2 separate regions of the Homo sapiens genome follow, and region 2 is linked to region 1. Evidence: chromatin loops called from intact Hi-C (ENCODE). Cell type or tissue: OCI-LY7. All regions are shown on one strand. Links, peaks and the distances in the headings refer to the core of each region. The heading gives the core; the rest is flanking DNA. Region 1 overlaps LINC02641 (long intergenic non-protein coding RNA 2641). Region 2 has its middle 2.8 kb from the start of HMX2.

The links. A loop is a pair of places that touch in the nucleus more often than their neighbours do. Peaks named below come from ENCODE experiments on the same cell type or tissue, not always from the same donor. Only the 100,000 strongest peaks of a DNase experiment are listed, where the experiment ranks them.
Region 2: a loop joins it to region 1, with 3 times the contacts of the local background. A loop is called at or near these places in 1 of 110 quality-filtered maps.

What each region holds. Positions count from the first base shown.
Region 1 is chr10:123,535,924-123,538,829 of GRCh38, reverse strand. All of the region lies in intron 9 of LINC02641 (long intergenic non-protein coding RNA 2641), which reads right to left. Among named protein-coding and RNA genes, the nearest start is that of GPR26, 130 kb to the left of the region's middle. RefSeq lists enhancers at 1-44, 1-83. In OCI-LY7, for the core only: no CTCF peak of the experiment used is centred there; a DNase peak (open chromatin) is centred at 1,159; H3K4me3 peaks cover 1,222 bases; H3K27ac peaks cover 1,864 bases.
Region 2 is chr10:123,143,853-123,146,758 of GRCh38, reverse strand. No RefSeq gene overlaps it. Among named protein-coding and RNA genes, the nearest start is that of HMX2, 2.8 kb to the left of the region's middle. In OCI-LY7, for the core only: a CTCF peak has its summit at 1,708 (motif pointing left); no DNase peak of the experiment used is centred there.

The sequences.
Region 1 (2,906 bases), core at 219-2,718:
ATCCAGAGCCCTGTCCAGGGAAGCTCAGTGAAGTCGACAGAGATCCAGGCTCCTTCCAGTTCTCCTCTCCTCCATTCCCAGGGGCTGCCCAGTCCCTCTGGGCTAAGATGTTGCTGAAGCTTCACACTTCAGGCAGCAGGATGGGGCGGTGGTGGTGGGGTCATTAGAAAGCAAATGGGGCATAACTCCTCTCTTTTTCAGAATTCCTGGAGATCTATGTCTTACTGGCCAGAATTAGTTGCATGGCCACATCTGCAAGGGATGCTGGGACATTTTGCCTGGTGGAAATGGGTATTGGGAGGAACCCAGCACTCACCACACTCTCAGCCTTGGGCACACCGTCCCCTCCTGCTGGGCCTCCTTTCCTAGCTATAAAATGAGCAGATTGCTCCAGCTGATCTCCAAGGGCCTTGCTAGTCAAGAATCCCTACATTCAACGGTGAGTTCTCCTAGGGGTGGTAGTACATTCCATCGTGTTTGTATTTCCTCCCCTCACTCCCAGCACTCCTCCCACCTCCCAGTGAAACCAGTCACCTTATTCATTTCTCAGAGCTAAAGTATCTTCAGGGGCAAAATAGACAATTCTATCTGTACTGTGGCCTGATTATTTGTGCCCCCTGCAAAATCATAAGTTGACACCTAATCCCCAGTGTGATGGTGTTAGGAGATGGGGCCTGTGGTAGGTGCCTAGATCCTGGGGACAGGGCCCTCATGAATGGAATTAATGCCACAATAAAAGAAGCCCCAGAGAGCTTTGAGAAGGGGTCATCTATGAACCAGGAAGAGAGCCCTCACTAGACTTTGAATCTGCTGGTACCTTGATCTTGGACCTTCCAGCCTCCAGAACTGTGAAAAATAAATGTCTGCTGTTTATAAGCCAGCCAGGTTGTGGTCTTTTGCTAAAGCAGCCCCAATGAACTAAGATCATCCGCCTACTGAGTTCCTCGGAGGAGGACTAAGTAAAATAATGTATGTCATCGCCCACTACATAACAAGAAGGCTGGAGACAGTTATTTTTATGCAGCACAATAAAAACAGACAACGCTTTCCTGTTCTGGGCAGGACAATTTTCTTATTAACATGATTAAAAATAGTTTAACCACAGTTTCAGTTGGCCAAGCCAAACCTACTCAAGGAAGAAATTAAAATACTTCTACAGATGTTGAAGTAAATCTTCTGAGGTTCTGAGGGGTGGCTTATTTCTTCCCAAGCGCAGATCCTGGAAGGGAACTGAAAACAGCTTTCAAAAAACCAGAAGGCTGTTTATCCATCTATCAGAGCTCTTTACTCCAGCAGTTGACAAACTCATGCCACAAACCCCCAGTGTGCCTTCAAACTGACTTTTCATCTGGGAGATGACTTCTTCAAACAAAAATACAAAATAGAAATAAGAAGAGTGTGGCTGCATCCTGCCCCAGCCCACCAGAGGATTGGGGTGCAAATTCTTTACACTTCCCCTCTTTAGTCTTATTAGCAGAAGACAGACCCGAGAGGCCACTTGGCATCTAAGTGTCCTCATTATCAACAGTGCTGGTGGCTTCCCAAGGACTCCTCAAGCTGGCACAGGAAGGAAGCTTTCTTGCTGACCTCCTGCCCCACATTTTAGACATTTCTTTTCATTATTCCCTAAACAATACAGAATAGCAACTATTTATATAGCATTCTTAGTGTATTAGGTATTACAAGTAATCTAGAGATGATTTAAAGTCTACGGGAGGAAGAGTGTAGGTTCTATGCAAATACTACACTGATTTCTATAAGGACATTGAGCATCTGTGGATTTTGATATTGGGGGATCCTGGAACCAATACCGGGAAACGACTGACTGCATTTTTGCGGAAGAGATAAAACCAACCCTGCAGCTCCATAGACCATGATTCCTACCAAAATTCTTGCCTGAAGGTTGTTAGAAAGATTGAAGGAAACCCAGGTGTCAGTCTTGGTCAGCCCTTTCTTAGCATATGGCTTGAATCGTCTTTTTTCTCAGAGCCTCAGGCTTTGTCATCTGAAACAATTCTCGCTGAGTCTCCATTGGCCTTCCAGTCACTCGATCCAAAGGGCATTCTTCATTCATCATTTTTCCTCGGCCGATCACATCCTCCTTCAATCACCCTTGCTCTGCCCTCCAGGGCACAATACTCCTTCAGTATCACCTCTGGTCTCTCCTGCTCTATTCCTTTGCAAGCCTGTCCTCTCCTAAGTGTCAGGGTCCTTCAGGCCTTCCTCTCCTCCATCCTTACCTCTTTCTGTGTCATATACTTCTAGGCAACCTCATGCATCTGAGGGCTTAAGGAGCACTGAGGGCCCAAGGAGCACCTCTTAAGAGGGGGATTCTCAAGCACACTTCTCCAGGCTCCATGTTGCAGGCCACATATCCACAATTCCCTGGATCTCTCAAAGCCAGCCTCACATTCAACATCTCCAAAGCAGGACCCAAGGTCTCCCCTTCTGACCTGGTCATCTTCCATGTCTCACTGACTGGACAACCACTCATTGAGCCCCAAGATAAGAAAGGTCTGAATTATCCTCGATAGGCCTCTGTCCTTTGACCCCTCCACTGATCCCTCATCAAGCCTTGTCTACCCCTCCTCCTAAATCTCTCCCCAGCATGTCATTTTCACTCGACCTGGCCCACCCTCACCTGACTCCAGGCTGCCATCTCTGTTCATCAGGACACTGCTAGAGTCTCCACGTGGCCTGCCCCCTCCAGCCTCCCTCTAGTCTGGAGTCCACTATAATCAGGGTAATTTTTTGGAAATTGAAATCTAATATATCATTATCTGGCTTAAAATCCTGAAATGGCTTCTCATTTTTTTTCTTTTTTTATTGAGACGGAGTCTTGCACTGTTGCCCAGGCTGGAGTGCAGTGGCGCAATCTCAGCTCACTTCAACCTCCACCTCCCAGG
Region 2 (2,906 bases), core at 216-2,715, 390 kb after region 1:
TTCCAGAAGCCCTGTCTTTAGGGTGCCCCCCAAGTGCAGCCAAGGGTGAGTGGAGACTCTGGAATCAGTCCCCACAAATGTCCAGACACTGCATGACTGTGCAGTTCCTTCCTCGCCTGCACCGCGCCCGGGTTATTAAGTAAAGCGCTTATAATATCATTAGCCGCGGTGAGTTACCGACTGCGGCCCTGCCCGTGGCAGAACTCTTCCCTACTTAACTCCTCGAGGGGCTCGTTAATGGGCTAATTGATTAGGAGTCGGCCGCGCAGCCGGGGCAGGGGCAGGCGAGGGGGCGGGGGCCAGGGGGTGCGCGCAGCGGCCCGGGAGGCCAGCGAGGGGCAGGTGCCGGCCTCCGTCACCGCATTAACCTCTTCAGGGCTCAGCGGCAGGGTCGAGACACATTACAAATGGTCAGCTTTAATCATGGTGTCAGCTCATTAACCCGGAAGGACCTGGCGCTGAAATACAATTTGTGCGTTCTCCTCTGCGCCGCGGCGGCGCAGGCTCCTGGGCCACGTCGCAGCGGGTCCCGCGTGCTCCCGCGCTGTTGGGGGGTACGCGGGAGGTTCAGCGAAAGAATCGTCGGATTCTCACTAACCATCCGCTTCTCGCAGACATCCTGAGCTAGGCGCTGCCTCCGGAGCCAGGGTCAAGGCAGCCCCGAGGGGAACTGGCCAGCTAACTCGGGGAGCAGTGCCAGCCACCCCGCTGGGGAAGAAAGCTGGGGGCAGGCAGGGAAAGTTGGTCGAACCTTCCTGAACTGTAAATATGTCGTGCGGGGAACATGCTGGAAGCTCCCCAGCATTCTTCGCTTTAATCCTGATGGCAAACAAGTGACACAGATCTATTCACTCAATGTACAGGCCGGGAAACTGAGGCTCAAGAAAACAAGAGACTAGCCCAGGCAGACAAAGCAAGACTCGTGCTCAAGGTTGTTCCACTGCCAATACATCACATTTGGGAGGAGGGAGAGAGGAGCAGACACAGGCATTGAGCTTGGAGGATGGCTGCGGGGAAGACTGTGAGGATCCTGCTGACTCGGGATGGCGGGGGCGGGTATATGGGTGGGGCAAGAGCCCAAGGAGTGATCTCTGTCAGATCAGGGGACCTCGAAGTGGGCCTCGGAAAAGCAACTCCCAGGCCCTGAAACAGTGAGAGACTGGGGAGTCGACCCTTGCAAGAAGCCTGGCTTGCGGACTCTAAACAAGGAAGTTATGAAGCCTTGCGTCCCTATCTCTCCTTCCCCTAGGGATAGTTTGGGAAGTCAAAAAGATCCATCTTGCCTTGTATTTCCTCTGTCCCGTCCCTCTAATCGCTTCGAGGGTCTGATCTTCACCGAGGCACTTCCTCTGCTGCCACACCCGGCAAAGGACGCATTAATTCGCATGAAGGCACTTGCATAAACGCCTGCGCACACTCACACATTCATTCAGCAAACGTTCACTGAGCTCCTACTAGTGCGTGCACTTTACCAGGGAAGAGATGGTGGTGGGCACGGGGCTGGGGCAAGGAAGGCTGTGGTGGAGACCCAGCTCTGCAGCCTGACTGACTGCAGTTCCCCTGAGCTCCCCTCGATTGATAGCCCGAGGGACCTCCCGCCCCTCCAGCACCTATAGCCGTCACACCGCAAGGACGGGAGGGACAAGAAACAACCTTCCTTGCCGCCCCTTTCTAGCATATGGGGATCTTCACCGGGAGCACGGAGGCCCAGACGCCCTCTCCTGGGCCCAGTGTAGCTACAAAACTCACTCCCAGGAACACTCAGTTCCTGGAACCACCACCCACAGACACCTCATGTCTCTCCCCTAACGAGTGGCAATCCTTCAACTCAGTACTATCCCACACCCCGCCCACCTCCCTAGCCTTGGGATAGCTCCGCCCAATCCTACTCAGTTTAATACCCACACCTTGGAGGATGGCCCCTCTGCATCTTTGGGATCGACCCCCTGTCTCCCTCTCCTAGGAATTAGGCATAACCAGGTTCCAAGGAATGATAAACTTTCTGAGCCTGAAAGAACGCTTAAAGTTTAGGTCCCGAGATTATGCCACTGCTCAATATTAAAGCGGCCCAGAGCAAACTTGCCGAGGATCCTAATAAAAATTGATCCTCTCTGCTCTGCGGCAGTTGGGAAATAGGCTGGCTGAGCCGGGTAATAGAAGAAGGCTCCCTCCGAAATGACAGATGAAGTCATAAACAAGTTTGATCTTGGAATCAAGCTTCGATAAATATTAAACACAGTCTGCCCCCCCGCCCCCACGCGAGTGGATTATGATATATGGCGCGTCCAAACTTTAAAATAAGGAAATACCAGAGAAAATGATCTCAATAAATTTTCTAAGTATAAACGTTGATTATGTTTCGATTTTCGTTCAAGGGCCTCTGCTGTTCGTTCTTTGGTGCAAATGACATCTCACAATAGGCTTTTGGGGAAAAGGGCTCCCTATTTGAAAAAGAGAGCCCCAGAGGTGTACAATTTATGTAATCTGCTGCTGGAAAATGAATTGTGTAATTTATTGGAAAACAGAAAGTCATGAAGATTGGATCAGCATAGCCGAGTCCCGACACTCTCCACCCCCCTCCCCACCCCCCCACATCCATCAAGTTCCAATTAACAGCCTAACCAGAGAGCTTTAATGGGTTTCCAATCTAGTGGCCTGATAGACTCATCAATTCCTCTGGGAGAAATTAAGAAAATCGACCGCCCCTTGGCGACGCAGTGTCATTCCTTTCTGCAACTATATGTCAAATTAAAAACACAATTAAAATTTAAACTGTTTCAATCAAAGGGTGCCCTGCAACCTATGTTTCACTTAATAGAACTTTGATGAAAATCTGATGCGTGCACTCCATCACCAACGGGGGCGAGGGCGGTGAAGGAGCTCACGAAAGAAGGGGATTCTTTATA